2 separate regions of the Homo sapiens genome follow, and region 2 is linked to region 1. Evidence: chromatin loops called from intact Hi-C (ENCODE). Cell type or tissue: tibial artery. All regions are shown on one strand. Each heading gives the region's core, and the rest is flanking DNA. Links, peaks and the distances in the headings are about the cores only.

What was found. A loop is a pair of places that touch in the nucleus more often than their neighbours do. Peaks named below come from ENCODE experiments on the same cell type or tissue, not always from the same donor. Only the 100,000 strongest peaks of a DNase experiment are listed, where the experiment ranks them.
Region 2: it touches region 1 in a loop (15-fold over the local background); 3 of 110 quality-filtered maps call a loop at or near these places.

The regions. Positions count from the first base shown.
Region 1 is chr7:44,561,499-44,571,354 of GRCh38, reverse strand. DDX56 (DEAD-box helicase 56) reads left to right here. Exons shown (of 14, transcript NM_019082.4): 7 at 478-597; 8 at 1,227-1,340; 9 at 1,452-1,546; 10 at 2,152-2,225; 11 at 2,363-2,452; 12 at 3,132-3,237; 13 at 4,831-4,907; 14 at 5,276-5,551. The coding sequence ends at 5,353. Among named protein-coding and RNA genes, the nearest start is that of DDX56, 7.5 kb to the left of the region's middle. RefSeq lists enhancers at 5,192-5,691, 9,104-9,856 and a silencer at 5,545-5,756. In tibial artery, for the core only: a CTCF peak has its summit at 5,670 (motif pointing right); no DNase peak of the experiment used is centred there; H3K27ac peaks cover 293 bases.
Region 2 is chr7:44,013,892-44,023,747 of GRCh38, reverse strand. It overlaps the pseudogene POLR2J4. Among named protein-coding and RNA genes, the nearest start is that of LINC00957, 20 kb to the left of the region's middle. RefSeq lists a silencer at 3,244-3,538. In tibial artery, for the core only: CTCF peaks have their summits at 3,366 (motif pointing left) and 4,517; DNase peaks (open chromatin) are centred at 4,427 and 4,804; H3K4me3 peaks cover 1,786 bases; H3K27ac peaks cover 2,039 bases.

The sequences.
Region 1 (9,856 bases), core at 1,310-9,309:
AAATACCTATCATGGCCGGGCACCATGGCTTATGCCTGCTGTAATCTCAGCACTTTGGGAGGCCGAGGTGGGCGGATCGCCTGAGGTCGGGAGTTCAAGACCAGCCTGGCCAGCATGGTGAAACCCCGTCTCTACTAAAAATACAAAAATTAGCTGGACATGGTGGCAGGCACCTGTAATCCCAGCTACTCAGGAAGCTGAGATAGGAGAATTGCTTGAGCCCGGGAGGTGGAGGTTGCAGTGAGCCAAGATCGTGCCATTGCACTCCAGCCTGGGCAACAGGAGTGAAACTCTGTCTCAAAAAAACAAAACCCTATAATTATTTCCAGCTGAGGAAACTGAGGCACAATGATTAAGTAGGGAAAGAGATTAAGAAGAGGAAAAAGGAAAGGGTGATGGTTACTGTGATACTAGGGATGGCAGAGGGGCCTTGAGCTTGCTCTGCTGAGCTGATTCTCTGTCCGCTCTTGGCTGCAGGTGCCACATCATCTCACAGTTCAACCAAGGCTTCTACGACTGTGTCATAGCAACTGATGCTGAAGTCCTGGGGGCCCCAGTCAAGGGCAAGCGTCGGGGCCGAGGGCCCAAAGGGGACAAGTGAGTCCATGCCTCTTTTTCCATCCCTCCCCAGAAATGCCTGTGTTTTTAGCTTTTTGGAAGACTAAAACCAGAGTGCACAGAGCAGGGAGCCAAACCTTCCAGGCCTGGCTGGTAGTGTAGCCCAGAGAGCCCCACAGGTTCTTGCTCAGCTGCCTGGATATAGAGAAGGGAGTGGATGGTGCACACTGCACATGCACCACGAAGGGCAAAACTGCCGGGGTTGTTGGCATGCAGAGCCCTGCAGGGGAGATGGCCCATCCTGCATTGGTGGTATGGCTGTGACTTGCAGGGAGCATATTTCTGAAGGGAAAAGGAACCCCCCAACTCTCCAGTCTCTGTCCAGCTGAAGGCTTGACTAGCTCAGAGTTGGTTTTCAGATCACCATGTAGGGCAATGAGTTCTGCTGTTGTCCCAGAACAGAGGTCAGGCCGAGATTTGGGTACATGTCAAAGCTCCAGGCTGCCCCAGGAAACCCTGACTCCTGGAACGGTTCCATTGTTGGAGAGTCCTCTGTATGTCAGGGTCTTATGATCTACAGGCATTTAGAGGAAGTTTTGCTGATTCAGCGTGTGAATACGTGCCCAGAGGAGAGGAAGGGTCCGGCTGACATTGAGTTATCTCTGCAGGGCCTCTGATCCGGAAGCAGGTGTGGCCCGGGGCATAGACTTCCACCATGTGTCTGCTGTGCTCAACTTTGATCTTCCCCCAACCCCTGAGGCCTACATCCATCGAGCTGGCAGGTAGTAGTGTGACGGCCCAGGCATCTGCATGGTAGGCACACTGAGGGACTTGGGGTGTGCTGGACAGAGCCTGCGGGTTGGAGATGCAAGCTGCACTGTCTTCCCTTGCAGGACAGCACGCGCTAACAACCCAGGCATAGTCTTAACCTTTGTGCTTCCCACGGAGCAGTTCCACTTAGGCAAGATTGAGGAGCTTCTCAGTGGAGGTAAGAGCCTGGCTCTTGTGGTCCTGGGCCAGGGTCAGGCTTCTTCCACAATGCTTTAAAACTCCATGATAATGATGACAGAGGTCACAACATAGTGTGACAGGCCACTTCCACCATCCATCCTTGTTCTGCCCTGAGTGGCAGGCACTGTCCCCCTTGAGAGATAAACAAATTGAGGTAATTTGTCCAAAGTTGTGTTTACTGTCTGCCTCATGAGCGTTGAGTGACCTGACAGGCTGCTGTGACAGCTCAGGACAGCACCTGACCCCAGGGTGCTGGGTGGTCCTGGACTGCTCTCTGTGGCCGTCGTCATGGGGGTACCTTGACTCCCAAGGAATACCATGGGGTACTCCTTGGGAGAGGAGAAGAGAGTGGGTGACGGGTTCTTGGGCTTGGGGCCACACAGGCCACCCCCATCCACACACGGGGACAGATGGGTCATCACTGTAAGAGGCCCAGGTGCAGCTAACCTGCATGTTCGGCATCCCAGGAAGGCGGTGGGTCCCCTGCTGCTTTCCCCCAAGGGGGAGGTGCAGGAGGCCTCCAATGAAGACCCTATCCTAAGGCCTCAGCCTGTGGGACCCTCGCTGCTTTCTTCTCCACAGAGAACAGGGGCCCCATTCTGCTCCCCTACCAGTTCCGGATGGAGGAGATCGAGGGCTTCCGCTATCGCTGCAGGGTGAGCTGCTGTGGTGGGGAGGGGAATGAGAGGGGAGGGGCTGTGGCCCAGGGATTGCACCGTCTTGCTGAGCATCCAGGTGTGAAGGGAGGATTTGGGGCAGCCTCACTGTCTTGACCTTCAGTGTCCACCCCCAGGATGCCATGCGCTCAGTGACTAAGCAGGCCATTCGGGAGGCAAGATTGAAGGAGATCAAGGAAGAGCTTCTGCATTCTGAGAAGCTTAAGGTGAGTGGATGGGAGGTGAGAAGGGGATAGATCTTAGACGGCTGCCCTTTTTGGAGACTGGCTGAGCTCCGAGTGGTGAGAAGCAGAGAACTGGGCAGTTTTCTGGCCTTTGGCACGGAAGGGGAGGAAATGGACCCAGAATCATGGAAGGAAGCCAGTCTGTTCTGCTTGGTGGTAAATTGGCACAACCTTATGGTGGACACTGTCCAGCAGAATTACGAGCTCATGTGTCCTTTCATCCGAAATTCCACTTCTGGAACTTAATCCTGGTCACGCTTGTGAATGTGCACAGTCAAGCATGTGCCTGCATTCATCCATCCATGGCATTATCATGGAACCAAAAGATGGAAACAGCCTGGGGCCACCATAGGGGGCTTGCTAGGTAAACTCAGGTGCATTCAGAGCCGAAGGTTACATGGGAAGGAATGAGGTTGGTTGCGTGTCCATATGGAACAGTCTGTAAGATGATGCCCAGCAAAAAGGGGTACAGGGTACTGCCATGTGTGTCATGGAGAAGGGAAAATGGAAACATCCACTCCCGGGAGGTTCTGAGAAATGCACAGAAGCAGCTGCCTCATGCCTTTTGAAACACATGAGTGTGTTATCCTTTGAAAAGCTAGGTCTGTGAAGTCACAGAAGAAAGATGCTCACTCTGTGGCTCTCCCTCTTCCCCCGGCAGACATACTTTGAAGACAACCCTAGGGACCTCCAGCTGCTGCGGCATGACCTACCTTTGCACCCCGCAGTGGTGAAGCCCCACCTGGGCCATGTTCCTGACTACCTGGGTGAGTGTGGCCTGACAGGGCAGGAGGCAGCAGGCTGGGGAAGTGGCATTAATTTCTCCACTGCTGGGTCAGCCCCTGTGCTTGGTGCTGGGGATGCTCAGGCAGAATAGAACCTGGAGACCCTGGCAGCACGCGGGCATGTAAACAGGCACACCCCTGTGTTTCTAAACTTGTTTGCTTGGTCCCACGGGTTAGCTGTTGCTGTCTCCATTTTAGAGATGAGGAAATTGAGGTAGTGCAGGGTGGGTGGCAGACCCAGCATTTCAGGCCAGGTCGTCTCCAGAGCTGGGCCAAATGGCCATCCATGGGTCGAAGGGAGTGAACAGGTTTGGGAGAGAGTCACGGGCAGGAGGCAGAGAGAGCCACCTGTGCTGCAAAAGACTCAAGATTAGCAGCTGCTGAAGAGGCATCTGTGGAGTCTCTGGGTAAGAACAGTCAGCAGGGAGACAGACTCTGTAAGGCCTAAACCGACAAGGTAGCAAGAGAAGAGCCAGTGGTGGTGCGAGGGATGCAGGGGTTGGCAGGCATGAGGTCAGGACCCTGGGATTGGTTTCTGTAGTGCAGCCCAGGCTAGAGCTTTATGTGGCCATTAATACTGGGCACCTCTCCTCATCTTTGGCAGGCTCTGGGTAATGACTTCTTTCAGTGTCTCATAGGAGGTGTTTTTGGTAATGAGTATGTGTGACTTTTATGCCTAAAATGGATTGAAGGAGGAGAGTGGTGGAGAGGAGGCTGTGGGCAGCAAGTGCAGGACCCTTCCCAATGCCACAGGGTCTGCTCAGCCTGGACCTGCAGCCACCCAGCGGGTGTGGTGTTGCTGCTATGGAGGTGACAAAGGGTGGAGATGGAATGTTCCAGGGCAGGAAAAGCCTGGGCACTGGGAAAGGAAGGATCCAGAAGAGATGGGAACATGAAAATGCCAGAGAGAGCGGTGGGGGCCGGGTTCCCATGGGACAGTGAGCTGGAGGAGACCCCAGTCCAGGTCCTGGCCTGAGATGTGAGGAGGGGAGTTGGGAGGGTGGGTAGGGAGGGAGAAGGTAAGGCTAGAACTTTGGCCTCAGGAACCCAGTCTGCTCGTATAGCGGAGTCATTTGCCAAGGTGTGGCCAGGAGGTTTAGAAGGGCCAGGAGAAGGTGGAAAGGTGTCAGGATGTGGGATGTTTGACATTTGAAGGGGAGGGCCCAGGTGTGGTTGGCCTGGGGGAGTCCATGGGGTGGGCGAGGTGAAGATAGAGCCAAGATCAGGTGCAGCTGGGATGCGGGGCCCCCTGTATCGGTAGTAATGGGCCACAGGTGAAGAAACTACCTGTTGACTTTTATTTCAGCTGCATTTTCTTTCTTTAAGGATGTCTGTCTTTTTCTTTCTTGTTACATGTTTGTTGTAACAAATCTAAACAATATAGGAGAGTGATTTAAATAGTGGAAGTCTAAGGTGCTCACATTCTCCTGGCCCTGTGCAGATGTGGTAGTGAATAGATGTATGTCATAGGCTGCCAGTTGGGTCAGAATTGGAGAATTTGCTGCAGAATCAGCGGGAGGGCAGGGATGGGAGCAGTAGCGGTGAGCCCACTGCTCAGGCAAGCATCTCTTCCAGTTCCTCCTGCTCTCCGTGGCCTGGTGCGCCCTCACAAGAAGCGGAAGAAGCTGTCTTCCTCTTGTAGGAAGGCCAAGGTACGGCTCCTGGGGACTGCGGACAGCCCCAGGACTCCTCCCAACCTGCTCTTTTGTCATCACCAGAATGTGGAGGCGCCTTGCCCTAGGGAGGGGAAGAGAGGGTGCCCTAGGGAGGGGAAGAGGGGGCACCCTAGAACCGGGCCCCAAAAATCTGGTGTGGGATAGGGGTACTTTTGCAGCCGCCTGCAGGCCCTGCTTTTCTTTCCCCAGCTGCCTTTCCCCATTTCCTTATCTGCAGCACCTTCTGGTCGTGTTGGCCAGTTGCCGGCACGGCTCCCTTTGTGTCTTTCTCAGTTGGGTGGGTGGGTGGGTGGATTGTCTGTCGGCCTGATTCCCCCAACTAACCTGTGACTTTGCCTCCTTAGAGAGCAAAGTCCCAGAACCCACTGCGCAGCTTCAAGCACAAAGGAAAGAAATTCAGACCCACAGCCAAGCCCTCCTGAGGTTGTTGGGCCTCTCTGGAGCTGAGCACATTGTGGAGCACAGGCTTACACCCTTCGTGGACAGGCGAGGCTCTGGTGCTTACTGCACAGCCTGAACAGACAGTTCTGGGGCCGGCAGTGCTGGGCCCTTTAGCTCCTTGGCACTTCCAAGCTGGCATCTTGCCCCTTGACAACAGAATAAAAATTTTAGCTGCCCCAGTTTGTGCCTCCAGCATATGAAAAGGACTATTTGAATCCCCAAAACATCAGGAGTCGGGAAACTTCGGAAGACAGCTGTGCCTGGCTCTGTGGCTGCATGCAGTGCTTCACTTGGCCAGCAGAGGTCAGCTGTGCCGAGCTGCCCCAGCCATGAGAAGAGAAGCCTGCCCTTGCTGGCAGGTGGCTATGGCCGGCCCAGAGCCTTCCTGCCCAGCTCCTGCAGCCCTGCTGCCTGGGATCAGGCTGGGAGATGGGCCTTCCTGACCGCCAGCCTTCCTCTCCCCGAGCACACGCACATGTAGATTCGGGGGGAAGCTGCCTGCTCTTCCTTAGAGGAGCCGGGGCAGCTATCTGCTGGTCCCTTTCTGAACAACTGTTGATGTGTGAGCTGTGTCTGTGTGTTATGTGCATAAGCGGTGGTGTGACATACACACATGTGTACTGTCCCTTATGCCCTGGCCTGAGCTCTCCAGCTGCCTTCTCAGCCTGAAGGCTGGGCTTCTCTGCTGGCTTGGGGTCCTAGATTGCATGTCACCTGCTTACCAGGCGTCACAAGGCCATGCTGGGGGCATGAGGAGGTTGGGGCAGCAGGAGAGTGGGGAGAAACTAGGAGAGTGCCTGAGTATTTTAGAAAGAACCAAGTTTTTTCTCGGCAAAAGCTTATACAGAGACGAAGGAGTCTGTGTCTTTGGTCATGGTAGGACTGAAGCTAGCAGGACCCGAGATTTGGGGCCTCCATGATCCCTGCTCCTCTTCTGTTAACACCCAAGGATTTCCACGAAGCCAGTGTGTATGATGGGGGCAGGACAGTGGTACTTTCTGGGCAGGTGTGAACTAGAGCTGCTAAGGAGCTGCAGACGATATTCTTGCAGTTTGGTGGTTAGCAGTATTCAGAAGGACAAAGAGTTAATGGAACTGGAGATAAAGAGCAACCATTTGAGCATCTGCTGGGAGACATCTGTCAACTGCACAGACCCTATCAGTGGGCATCGCTGCCACCTCTTGGAAGACAAGACAGGGCAGAGAGTGCCTGCAGTGCTGAGGCCTGGTCCTTGCCCTAGGTTGGCCTTCCCACCTGGCTTCATGGAGTGCTGAGGCTGGTCCTGGGGACAGTGAGTGCTCTGGATGTTTTAGCCAAGCTGTGTTCTAAAGTGATGCACAGTCTGTCTCCACTATGTTTATCTCTCTGACCCTGTCACTTCCAAGCACACCCTACCAAGAGCTTGTATCCCAGAGCCACCCTGATGGAGAGGAGATTGGTTTCCCCAGTGATTTCCTTCTTTGGGGGGTGGGGTAGAGGAACATGGAGCCAGCCTTATGCTGTATTCGTGCCTGGGGATAGCAGGGTCTGGGCCCGGAGCAGAGGAGCTTGGGTAAAGATATGGAGGCTGTTTGTTCAAAGTGTACATTCCTTCCTCCTAACGGCATCCCTGGGGGAAGCTATTTCTATGTTTTAGGTGGGGAAGATGAGGCTTAGAAGTTGCCTGGTGAATGAGGTTCTTTGCAAGATTTGGGTTCTGGCCTGTCCACCCTGGTGGAGTAGCTGGTACCACGGGGGCTTTTGCTGTGGGGTTAGGCACCATGTGGGCGCTCTGGGGCCAGGGCATTGGAAAGAATGGGAGGATTGCTTGAGCCCAGAAGTTCGAGGCTGTATGATCACGCAACTGCACTCCATCCTGGGCAACATACTGAGACACTCTCTCTCTTTTTTTTTGAGACAGAGTCTCACTTTGTTGCCCAGGCTGGAGTGTGGTGGTGCAATCTCAGCTCACTGCAACCTCTGCCTCCTGGGTTCAAGCAATTCTTCCCGCCTCAACCTCCTGAGTAGCTGGGATTACAGGTGGCCGCCACCACGCCTGGCTAAGTTTTTTATATTTTTAGTAGAGACAGAGTTTCACCATGTTGGTCAGGCTGGTCTTGAACTTCTGACCTCAGGTGATCCACCCACCTCGGCCTCCCAAAGTGCTGGGATTACAGGCGTGAGCCACCATGCCTGGCCGTGAGACTCTATCTTTAAAAAATAAAGAACAGGAAGGTCCATCTTCGTGTCCTGAGACTACAGAGAGAAAGTAAGTATAAATGGCTCGTTCAACACCCCACCTGGGAGGCAGGTACCATGTGCCCATTTACGTGTGAACAAACAGGCACTCAGGGTTGGCCTCTTGGACTTAGTCTGGCCAAAGCCTGTGCCCTTTGCACAAATGTGCAAATCAGGACTGGGGCAGGCCTTGGATGAGGGTATGTGTGCTATGGGCAAATGAACCTAGGGCTGTCCAGGGCCAAACAGCACAGAGGGCATGTGGGCCTGGAAGGGAGGAAGGAGGTGTGGCACATGCTGCGTGGAAGCCTAAGGCTTCACTAAACAGCAGAGAAGCTTGGATGGTTTTCAGGCTGGTGACGCCCTGGGCTGAAGCAGGAAGGTCAGGAGAATGCAGTGGCCTCTCCACTCTGGGCTGGCACAGTTTTGCCCACATGTATACCTGAATGGGTGCCTGGCTGTGTGGACTGTGCTATGGTCTGGAATCAGATGGACAAGGCACAGTCTATGAGGCAAGGAGCAGAGATGGTCAGCCAATGCAGACTGCTCAATAGTCATGTTGGGAGTTCAGGGTACTGGAGGGCTATAAGGGGCCCTCACCCAGTTGGAGAGAATGCTGCCTTCCTTGAGAAAGTGAGGTTTATGCTGAGATGGGAAGGGTGGGAGGGAACAGCAATCCTAGCAGGGGAGACAGCATGTGCAAATTCCCTGGGGTGGGAGGGATCCCTGCACATTTGAGGGTGAAAAGACCAGAGGGTTGTTACCAAAATATGCAATGGGGGCTGAAAATTTGATTTTTTAAAAAAATGTAATAGTCACATATTAAAAATTCAAAGGATACAGAAGATGGAGGGTTTTTGAAAACAAGGGCATTCTTTTTTTTTTTCTTTCTTTTTTTTTTTTTTTTTTTTGAGATGGAGTCTTGTTCTGTCACCCAGGCTAGAGTGCAGTGGCGCCATCTCGGCCCAGTACAACCTCCGCCTCCTGGGTTCAAGCGATTCTCCCGCCTCAGCCTCCTGAGTAGCTGGGATTACAGGCACCCACCATCATGCCTGGCTAATTTTTGTATCTTTGTGGAGATGGGATTTCACCATGTTGGCCAGGATGAACTCCTGACCTCGGGTAATCCACCCGCCTCGGCCTCCCAAAGTTCTGGGATTACAGGCGTGAGCCACCACACCCGGCCAACAGCATTCTGATGATATAGCTGGTGATAGCAGATGGGAGGACAGTGGTGTGCCCAGAAACCTCTGGACCTGGAGCACAAAAGGCTCAGGGTGCATTCCCAGCCCAGCGGATTCTCTGCCTGCATCTGCTAAGGATGAATGACTCAGCTTTGGGGGAATTAGTTGTGAGACTTTGGACTTCAGGGGCGGGGCCCCAAGAGGCAATGGTGATAAAGTTGAATTTGAGCAGGGAAGGTGCCCCGTCAGCTGTCATCCTTTTCCCCAGGAACATCATTATGTAAGACTCCTGCCTTGTGGAACAGGCTGTGAGTTGCTGCTCTTCCATTCCTCACAGCCATGTTTACAAGGGTAAGGAAGGGAAGGAGTGGTTCATCATTGCAGAGAGGAAGGTGCCTTGGCCAAGCAGACCTGCTCTGTGCCAGGCATGACACTGGGCAAATGCACAGTATTTAGTTTATTTATCCTGAAATGCTTTCAGAACTCAATGCATCCAGTGTCTTGTTATCCCTCCAGCCTATCCGCAAACCTGCTGAGATGCAGTAGGTTTGGCGTAGAATGCACTGAGGGTATCTGTGGCAACAGTGGGCTAAAGAACAAGGCACATCAAGGGGGTCTTCCGACGAACACCCCAAGGGTTGCCTCCACCACGCAGCATCCTGCTGTGGCTCGCCTCAATGTCCCAGGTGCTCTGTGGGCACAGTGGCCAGGTCAGACCATGATGGCCACTTTCTGACTGTATGGTCTCATACAGGGAAGGCATGTCACTTTTCTTGGCCTTCTCTAGGTTCTCACCTGTAAGTGGGGGTAAAATGTCCCCTCCAAGGGTTCCTGTAGGGGCCGAAGTGGCTCAGGCACCTGGCACGCCTGTTGCAGCCCAGCTCTGTGCTAGCACCTCCCAATGCCTGTTGAATCCACCATTGCCTTCTGGGACGTGTCTCCATACTTCCACGAGAATACGTCTAGGGCACAGCCTGGGGTTCTGCATTTGAGTTCTCACCTCCGTCCCAGGTGAGCCCAAAGGTGCTGGTCTCTAGTCCACATTTGAGAGGCAAGGCTTTAATATCCACCACACACATTTAT
Region 2 (9,856 bases), core at 1,296-9,295, 550 kb after region 1:
CCTTAGCCTCCCAAAGTGCTGAGATTACAGGTGTAAGCCACCGCACGTGGCCTATTTTTTTTTTTTTTTGAGACAGAGTCTCCCTCTGTTACCCAGGCTGGAGGATAGTGGAACATTCTCGGCTCACTGCAACCTCTGCTTCCAAGTTCAAGTGATTATCCCACCTCAGCCTCCCGAATAACTGGAATTACAGGTGCCCATCACCACGCCTGACTAATTTTTGTATTTTTAGTAGAGATGGGGTTTCACCATGTTGGCCAGGCTGGTTTTGAACTCCTGAACTCAAGTGATCCGCCCACCTCATCCTCACAAAGTGCTGGGATTACAGGCATGAGCCACCATGCCCAGTCCCAGATGTCTTGAGGATCTGATTGGACCCCCAGGCAGATATCTGCAGCCCAGGGGGCTGGTGTTCACCACAGGGCAGGGCAGGCACCCTGGGAAGGCTTGAGTGGACCCAGCTCACCCAGTACCTGTTTCTCTCAACCTCTTAGGAAATCTGAACAGGTATGCAGCAACCACCTCCGGACAAGCCCTTTTCAAAGTATAATTTTCAAACATGTAAAAAAGATGACTCATATATATCATGAACACATATCAAAGATCTACTACGCACCAATTCAGAAAAAGAGTGGGAACTCTGATTCATGGATCATTCTGAGAAGCTGGGTACATGTATTTCATGTATTTGTAAGCATTCTTTTGTTTCGTTTTGTTTTGTTTTTGAGACGGGGTCTCGCTCTGCCACCCAGGCTGGAATGCAGTGGTGCAGTCATAGCTCACTGTAGCCTCTTCCTCCTGGGCTCAAGCAATCCTATTGCTTCAGCCTCCCAAGTAAATGGAACTACAGGCACACACTACTATGCCCTGCTGATTTTTTAAATTTTTAGTAGAGACAAGATCTTGCTATATTGCCCAGGCTAGTTTCAAACTCCTGGGCTCAGGCAATCCTCCCTCAGCCTCCCTAAGTGCTGGGACTACAGATGTGAGCCACTGTGCCTGGCCTGTAAACACTTTAAGAGAAGAATGCTAGAATAAGATTGTGATATTACATACGAAAGTGGTTAATTAATGAAGTTTTCTTTTCTTTTTTTTTTTTTTGTTTTTTGTTTTTTTTTTGAGACGGAGGCTCATTCTGTCGTCCAGGCTGGAGTACAGTGGTGCGATCTTGGCTCACTGCAACTTCTGCCTCCCGGGTTCAAGCAATTCTCCTGCCTCAGCCTCCCGAGTAGCTGGGATTACAGGTGCTCACTGCCATGCCCAGCTAATTTTTGTATTTTTAGTAGAGATGGGGTTTCACCTTGTTGGCCAGGATGGTCTCCATCTCCTGACCTCGTGATCCGCCCACCTCGGCCTCCCAAAGTGCTGAGATTACAGGTGTGAGCCACTGCGCCCGGCCATGAAGTTTTCTTTTCTACGGGATAGAAACCCACAAGCTAATAAGTAACTTCAGTGTCTGGGCTGTAACCAAACAATAAATAGCAAAGTCAACACAGGCACAATCCCCAAGATTAGGATCAGCAAACGTTTTCTGTAAAGGACCAGACATGCAGCTCTCAGTCACAACCACCATGCCATGTAGCATGAAAGCAACCACAGCCAATGTGTAACAAATTAGCATGGTATGTGTGGCCAGGGGCAGGGCTCATGCCTATAATCCCAGCACTTTGAGAGGCCAAGGCGAGAAGATTGCTTGAGGTCAGGAGTTCGAGACCAGCCTAGGCAATAAAGTTGGACCCCATCGCTACAAAAAGTAAAAAGAAAAAAACTAGCAGGGCGCCATGGTGCCTGCCTGTGGTCCCAGGTACTGGGGAGGCTGAGGCAGGAGGACTGCTTGAGCCCGGGAGCTTGAAGCTGCAGTGAGCTATGATCTCGCCACTGCACTCCAGCCTAGACAACAGAGCCGAGATCATGCCACTGCACTCCAGCCTGGGCGACAGAGCGAGATGCTATCTCAAAAAAAAAAAAAAAGTGATAAGGGTAATAATTCCCTGAGGATATAACCTCCACACTTCTGGGTCACCCTGGAAAAGCTTGGGTCAAGGATGCTACCCTTGGCTAGGAACAGTGGCTCACGCCTGTAATCCCAGTACTTTGGGAGGCTGAGTGCAGTGGCGCAATCTCAGCTCACTGCAACCTCCGCCTCCCGGGTTCAAGCGATTCTCCTGCCTCTGCCTCCCAAGTAGCTGGGATTACAGGTGCCCACCACCACGCCCGACTAATTTTTTGTATTTTTAGTAGAGATGAGGTTTCACCATGTTGGCCAGGCTGGTCTCGAACTCCTTACCTCAAGTGATCTGCCTGCCTCAGCCTCTCAAAGTGCCAAAGTGCTAGGATTACAGGCGTGAGTCACCGCACCCAGCCTACCCATATCACTTTCTGTTCCTCAGCAGTTAAAGAGGTGCCCACCCACTTCGCCTGGAAAGTCAGATTCTGTGTGGGGCTGTTGCAGAATGAGATTTCCTCCTGCCAGGGTGCAAGAACTCAAGTAGGAAATGGGCCTTCCCAGAAGGGGTAGATGCTCCAGATTTCCTCAGCACTGTAGCTGCTGCCCAGCCTTGGAGAAACAGCTGCCAAACTGTTAGGGCTCTGGTAGCTCCCCTGAGACCCCAGTCCCTGTTGCTTCAAACAGCTTAAGGAGGGCCTTTATGCTAAACTGTAGTCTGCAAAACAACCAAACCAAAAAGGGTAAGATACACTTATCCACCTGTAGGGTCCAGCCCCACAGGGTCGGTGGGTTTCTCTCCGTGTGCAGAGACGAGAGAGTGCAGAAATGAAGACACAAGACAAAGAGATAAAAGACAGCTGGGCTGGGGGGACCACTACCACCAAGATGCAGAGACCGGTAGTGGCCCTGAATGCCAGGCTGCGCTGATATTTATTGGATACAAGACAAAGGGGCAGGATAAGGAGTGAACCATCTCCAATGATAGGTAAGGCCACATGGGTCACGTTTCCACTGGACAGGGTGCCCTTCCCTGCCTGGCAGCCAAGGCAGAGAGAGAGAGGAGAAAGAGAGAGAGAGACAGCTTACACCATTATTTCTGCTTATCAGAGACTTTTAGTACTTTCACTAATTTGCTACTGCTATCTAGAAGGCAGAGCCAGGTGTACAGGATGGAACATGAAGGTGGACTAGGAGCGTGACCACTGAAGCACAGCATCACAGGGAGACGGTTAGGCCTCCGGGTAACTGTGGGCGGGCCTGTGGAGGAGCAGAGTCTTCTCTAAACTCCCCCGGGGAAAGGGAGACTCCCTTTCCCGGTCTGCTAAGTAGCGGGTGTTTTTCCTTGACACTAACGCTACCGCTAGACCACGGTCGGCTTGGCAACAGGTGTCTTCCCAGATGCTGGCGTTACTGCTAGACCAAGGAGCCCTCTGGTGGCCCTGTCCGGGCATAACAGAAAGCTCGCACTCTTTGTCTTCTGGTCACTCCTCACTGTCCCCTCAGCTCCCATCTCTGTATGGCCTGGTTTTTCCTAGGTTATGATTGTAGAGCGAGGATTATTATAATATTGGAATAAAGAATAATTACTACAAACTAATGATTAATGATTCATATATAATCATATCTAAGATCTATATCTAGTATAACTATTCTTATTTTATATATTTTATTATACTGGAACAGCTCATGCCCTCGGTCTCTTGCCTCGGCACCTGGGTGGCTTGCTGCCCACATCCACCAACTGCACTTTGGGAGGCTGAGGCTGGAGGACTGCTGGAGGCCAGGAGTTCAATACCAGCCTGGGCAACATACGGAGGCCACCCCCCCACAACCATCTCCAAAAAAAAAAAAAAAATAGCTAGGTGTGATGGCACATGCCTGCAGTCCTAACTATCGGGAGGCTGAGGCAGGAGGATCTCTGGAGCCCAGGAGTTGGAGGCTGCATGATGGCGCCACTGTACTTCAGCCTGGGCGACAGAGGGAGACACTGTCTCTAAATAATAATAATAATATATAAAAAGATATACGTAACCCTACGGGCTCCCCTCTCACTGCTGTATACACCTGCCTCCTTCTGCATCCCTCACCCAATTGTCCCTCCCGGCTAACAAGCCAGCTGCACCCCCCAGGCAGAGGTCCTGCAGCAGTCGGTATAGGCAGCCTGGGCAGGGGGCTTATCATAGATCTGCCTCTAGCCACGAGATCTTCTGCTCCCCCTACGGCTGCTAGCGGCAGCTGTCCACTACCCCTTAGCTTTATTCTCTCTATTCAGGGGCCTCCTGCTGCGCACTCCAAGGGGGTGCACGTTTCCAAAGAGAGATCAAGGGACATGGGGAAAGGAGAAAGGTACAGCTTGAGGTTCCCGCTCAGCCAGGACTAGGAGGCCTCTGTAGGGGCAGAACAGCCCTCCCGGCGCTCTGAGCATGCGCCGAAAAGCGCCCACGGGGGAAAGCCAAGCCGGGGTGCGGGTGGGGGCGGTGCGCTCGCCACTGACGCATGCACAGAGGCACTGGCCTCTCTCGGGGTTTTCTCGCGCCTGCGCAAGATCCTCCAGCCCGAAAGGGGGCGATGAGCCGATCCTTGCGCGGGTTTGCCCCGCCGGAGTAATCCGGAAGAGGCCTCTTATTAGGGCTCTGGTGGCGGCGGCGGCAGACACTTGGGGTCTGGACGCAACGGAGGCGGGAGCGTGAACGCCCCTCCAGCCTTCGAGTCGTTCTTGCTCTTCGAGGGCGAGAAGAAGTAAGTGACGCCGGCTGCGGCGGGCCGAGGTGCGCGGGCCTGCGGCTGTCGCATTCTGGGGTGTCTCCTGCCCATCTCTTGCCCCTGGAGGGAAACAGCTTTTGCTTGATCGTCCGCTCGGCCTGTGTCAGCCAAATTTAAGGCCGTTCCGCGAGGCAGTCGCGAGTGTGTCCATTTTGCAGATGAGGACACTGAGGCTTGGAGGCGAGCAAGTTGCCCCGGACACAGGAAGTGGCGGCGCTTGTATTCGAACCCAGAGTGTCTGGTTCTCCATAGCCCTTTTCCTCTGGGATCTGGCAGCTTCCTCTTTTGTCTCTCGCCCTCCACCTCCATCCTTCATCCCCTCCGATCTGTCAGCGGCCTGCGTAAAAGCCGCAGTGGCTCCTCGCTGCCTGCGGGTTGAAGGAGTCCAGGGGAGAGAGCTTGGGCTCACTCTGTATCTGTGGGCGAGTGGCTTGATATGTCGGAGCCCTGTTTCCTCATCTGGAAAATGAGTTTATTACTGTACTTAAACGTGGGATTCAGGCCGGGTGCGGTGGCTGACACCTGTAATCCCAGCACTTTGGGAGCCCGAGGCGGGCGGATCACCTGAGGTCGGGAGTTCAAGACCAGCCTGACCAACATGGAGAAACCCTGTCTCTACTAAAAATACAAAATTAGCCGGGCGTGGTGGCAGATGCCTGTAATCCCAGCTACTCAGAAGGCTGAGGCAGGAGAATCACTTAAACCTGGGAAGTGGAGGTTGAGGTGAGCGGAGATCACGCCATTGCACTCCAGCCTGAGCAACGGGAGCGAAACTCCGTTTCAAAAAACAAAAAAAGGGATCTGGCCAGGTGCGCTGGTTCACGCTTTTAATCCCGGCACTTTGGGAGGCTCAGGTGGGAGGATTGCTTGAGCACAGGAGTTCCAGGCTGCAGTGAGCTTTGATCGCATCACTGCACTCCAGCCTGGGCGACTGAGCGCAATCCTGTCTCAAAATAAAAAGAATTGGATGAGGTAATTTGTGTAAAACTCTTGGTCCAAAGCTCAGCACCTGGAAAACCTCATAACCATTGGCTCTTATTGTTCCCAGGTTGGCATGCAGAGGTCTTGGTCTGGCCCTTGCCAGCCACTTCGGCCTCCTTTAGAGCAGACTCTCAACTGGGGACCATTTGGTCCACAAGGGACATGTGGCAATAACTGAGAACATTATTGGTTGTCAAAGGGGGTTATGACTGGAATCTACTGGATAGAGGTCAGGGATGCTGCTGATGTCCTACAATGTCCACAAGACAGCACCCCACAGGAAAGAATGATGCACCCTAAAATGTGTGTGGTGTCAGCCTGGAGAAACCACCTTAGAAAAAAGGATATTCAACTTGATACCTCTCACCTGTGTGAGATTTTACTGTCAGCATAGTTGCCCTCAAATTGAGTGTGCATTAGAATCACCTGAAGGGCTTCTTAAACCATAGATCCCTGCGCCCCACCTCCAGAGTTCTGGGTCCAGTAAGTGGGAGGTGGGAGACTCTAACAAGTTCCCAGGGGATTCTGATGCTGCTTATCTGGGAACTGCACTCTGAAAACCCCTTGTCTTGGAAAATCCAATGGAAGTTTCCTGTCTTTGTCCATCTAAGCGTTCACTAAAATCATAGTAAATGCCAGAGCATGACTTGTTTTGGGGAATGGATGGAAGGACTGCACACTCCAGCCAGGGGGATGGTTGCTTTCGGAACTCACAGGGTCAGGACCAGCCTCACCGTGTAACTTCAGGGCCTCTCTTCTTCACCTTTTGGTTGCTTCATTATGTTGGCATAAGAAAAAAGGAACAGGCCAGGCATGATGACGTGTGCCTGTGGTCCCAGCTACTCAGGAGGCTAAGGCGGGAGGATCACTTTAGCCGAGGAGTTGGAGGCTTCAGTGGGCTATGATCACACCACTGCACTCCAGCCTGGGCAGCAGGAGAGATCATTTGAGGCGAGGAGTTCAGGACCAGCGAGGACAACAAGGCAAAACCCCATCTCTACCGGAAAAAAAAAAGGAGGAATTCAGAAAAGGCCAAGGTTCCATAGACCTGGGGTAGCAGGAAGTAGGGGACCGGGTTGGCGAGGCCTTTATGGGATGAAGAGATTGAGAAAGGCCTTCAGGAAGAGGCAGAGCTTATTTTTCCTTTTTATTTTTATATTTTTGATACAGAGTTCCACTCTGTTGCCCAGGCTGGAGTGCAGTGGCATGATCTCGGCTCACTGCAACTCCACCTCCCAGGTTCAAGTGATTCTCCTGCCTCAGTCTCCCAAGTAGCTAGGACTACAGGCATGGATCACCACACTCAGCTAATTTTTTTTTTTCTTTGTATTTTTAGTACAGACAGGGTTTTGCCATGTTGGGCAGGCTGGTCTTGAACTTCTGACCTCAGGTCATCCATCCACCTCAGCCTCCCAAAGTGTTGGGATTACAGGCACGAGCCACCACACCTGGCCGGGAGGAGACAGGGTTTAGACTCAGGGTGGGAGGAGGGGAGCCCCTGCTCCTCATCTGTGGCCTCTGTGTCTTCCTAGGATCACCATTAACAAGGACACCAAGGTACCCAATGCCTGTTTATTCACCATCAACAAAGAAGACCACACACTGGGAAACATCATTAAATCGTAAGTTTCCCGTCACAGGCTCTCAGGGGCTGTGTTTAATGGGCCCCTCTGGGCAAAGCACAAGTTCCAAGTCTTCCTCAGTCTCTCTGAGCTACAGGAAGTCCTTCTGGGGGCTTGCTCTGGGCATTTTATAACCTTGGTACCTTTTTATCAAAATGACACCGACCTCCATGTCTTCACATAAGCCACGCTTCTGTAGTGGCTTATTCTGTAGATGAACACGTGCATTTACATTCACTGTTTTTTTGTTTGTTTGTTTTTGAGATGGAATTTTCTCTCTTTGTTGCCCAGGCTGGAGTGCAATGGCACGATCTTGCTCACTGCAACCTCCGCCTCCCGGGTTCAAGTGATTCTCCTGCTTCAGCCTTCCTAGTAGCTGGGACTACAGGCCCACGCCACGATGCCCGGCTAATTTTTGTGTTTTTAGTAGAGACGGGGATTCACTGTGTTGGCCAGGCTGGTCTCGAACTCCTGACCTCAGGTGATCCACCTGCCGGCTTCCCAAAGTGCTGGGATTACAGACGTGAGCTACTGTGCCCGGCCTTACATTCACCATTAAGTGCACATTCTGTAAATGAACGAGCAGCAGATTCCAGCACAGTAGGCCTGTGTGTTATTCATGCTGAGGGACATTGAAAAGCAGTCAAGATTAGCTCCCCTCATGCCACCCGTTTGTGACCTCAGTGCCACCTGGGCCTCTAAGATGTATGTGGCAGAGACTAGAACTTCTATTTAACAAGAGAAAGAAGTAGGAGTTCTGTGGCTATCCAGTGCCCCTAATGGGCGCCCTGCATTGGTTGGTGGGTGTTTGTTTATACCAGTGAGGTCCTAGCCAGGTGGTTGGTCAGGGATGTGTCTGCCATTCTGGCCTAGGGACTTGTCATTTTACTGTAGACTTGGCTCTTCCCTCTGGTGCCACCAGCGAAGCCAGGCTTTTCCCCGTCTGTGAGTGGGGTCTGCCCAGTCTCCTGGTGTGGTCAGGCACGGGGATGGAGGACTCCTGCCCGGAGCCCAGCCAGTGGGGCACCCAAGCTCTCCTGGGGCCCTGCTGCTCCCCTGCTCTTGAGCTCAGTGTTGCCACCTATGCACGGGTCCCCCTTGTGGTGCTCACACCACTCTGAGCCGCTCTAGAGGAGACCCCTGCATGCCCAGGGCACAGTACACGACGCAGCCCCATGGCACAAGGCCCAGTGTGCGTGGCCAGCCGCTGGCGGCTGTGCTGCTCGGAGGGCAGAGTTCCATTTGCATTCCACTCACTGCCGGGAGCTGGCCCTCCTCTCCTGCTGCCTTTATTTGCTGCGTGGAGGCTCTTTGTGGGCTTTTTGGGTCTGAGTCACTGAACACTGGCTGGACATTCACTGCCTGGGAGATCTCTTTGCCAGCACTGCGGTGCCCGGTGGGAAGAGGTTGCTGGAATCTGTTTCCAGCTCGGGTCCTTCAACCTCATGGATGCAGGGTGTGTGTGTGTGGCGGGGGTAGGGTGTCCCCACATGAGGTATCTTCCTAAAAGTGTTACTTTCCTTGAAGACTTTTGGGAAAAAAAGTTGGGGGGGATTTTTGGCTAGAAAGTCTGTTCTTCTGCTCTGATCTGGCTGCTACCCAGCTTGGGCATGAGGCTAGACCCTCACACTGTCTGTCCCTGGACCTCAGACAGTGTGACCTAAAGGACCCGCAAGTGCTATTTGCTGGCTACAAAGTCCCCCACCCCTTGGAGCACAAGATCATCATCCGAGTGCAGACCACGCCGGACTACAGCCCCCAGGAAGCCTTTACCAACGCCATCACCGACCTCATCAGTGAGCTGTCCCTGCTGGAGGAGCGCTTCCGGGTGAGGGCGGGGCCTGGAGGGGCAGACGGGGTGGGCTGGACACTGGCCCGTGTGCCCAGGCCTGGGACAGCCCTGGCCTGTTTCTTCGGAGGTCCTGGGGGAGAGGCGGCGGTGATGGAAGAGCAGGGACTTCCACCACAGGCTCCAGGACATGTGGACTGAGGGGCTGTGGAGTCTGGGCCTGTGGCTCCCGTCTGCCCCATGGGACTTCTGTAGTGCTGCAGGGTCCCTCGGGTGCTGTGGGCCAGATCAGGGCGGGGACCTACTGTCCTTTGGGGGTGCTCTTCTATGTCCCTTGTCGGTGATTGGCAAGGCCTGGTCCTTCCAGGCCTCTGGGAGGCAGCTCACACCAGGGTGGCCCACACCTGTTCCTGGCAGGGCGCCTGGGAATCTAGAACAGTTTAGAGGGGAAAGAGCCACAGCAAAGAAAAGCCGAGGCAGGGTGATCACGAGGTCAGGAGTTCAAGACCAGCCTAGCAAACATGGTGAAGCCCTGTCTCTACTAAAAATACAAAAATTAGCTAGGCATGGTGTCATGTGCTGTAGTCCCAGCTACTCAGGAGGCTGAGGCAGGAGAATCGCTTGAACCCGGGAGGCGGAGGTTGCGGTGAGCCGAGATTGTGCCACTGCACTCCAGCCTAGGTAACAGAGCAGGACTCCATCTCAGTCAATCAATCAATCAATCAATCTCAGCGGTTGAACTACCCTTGACAT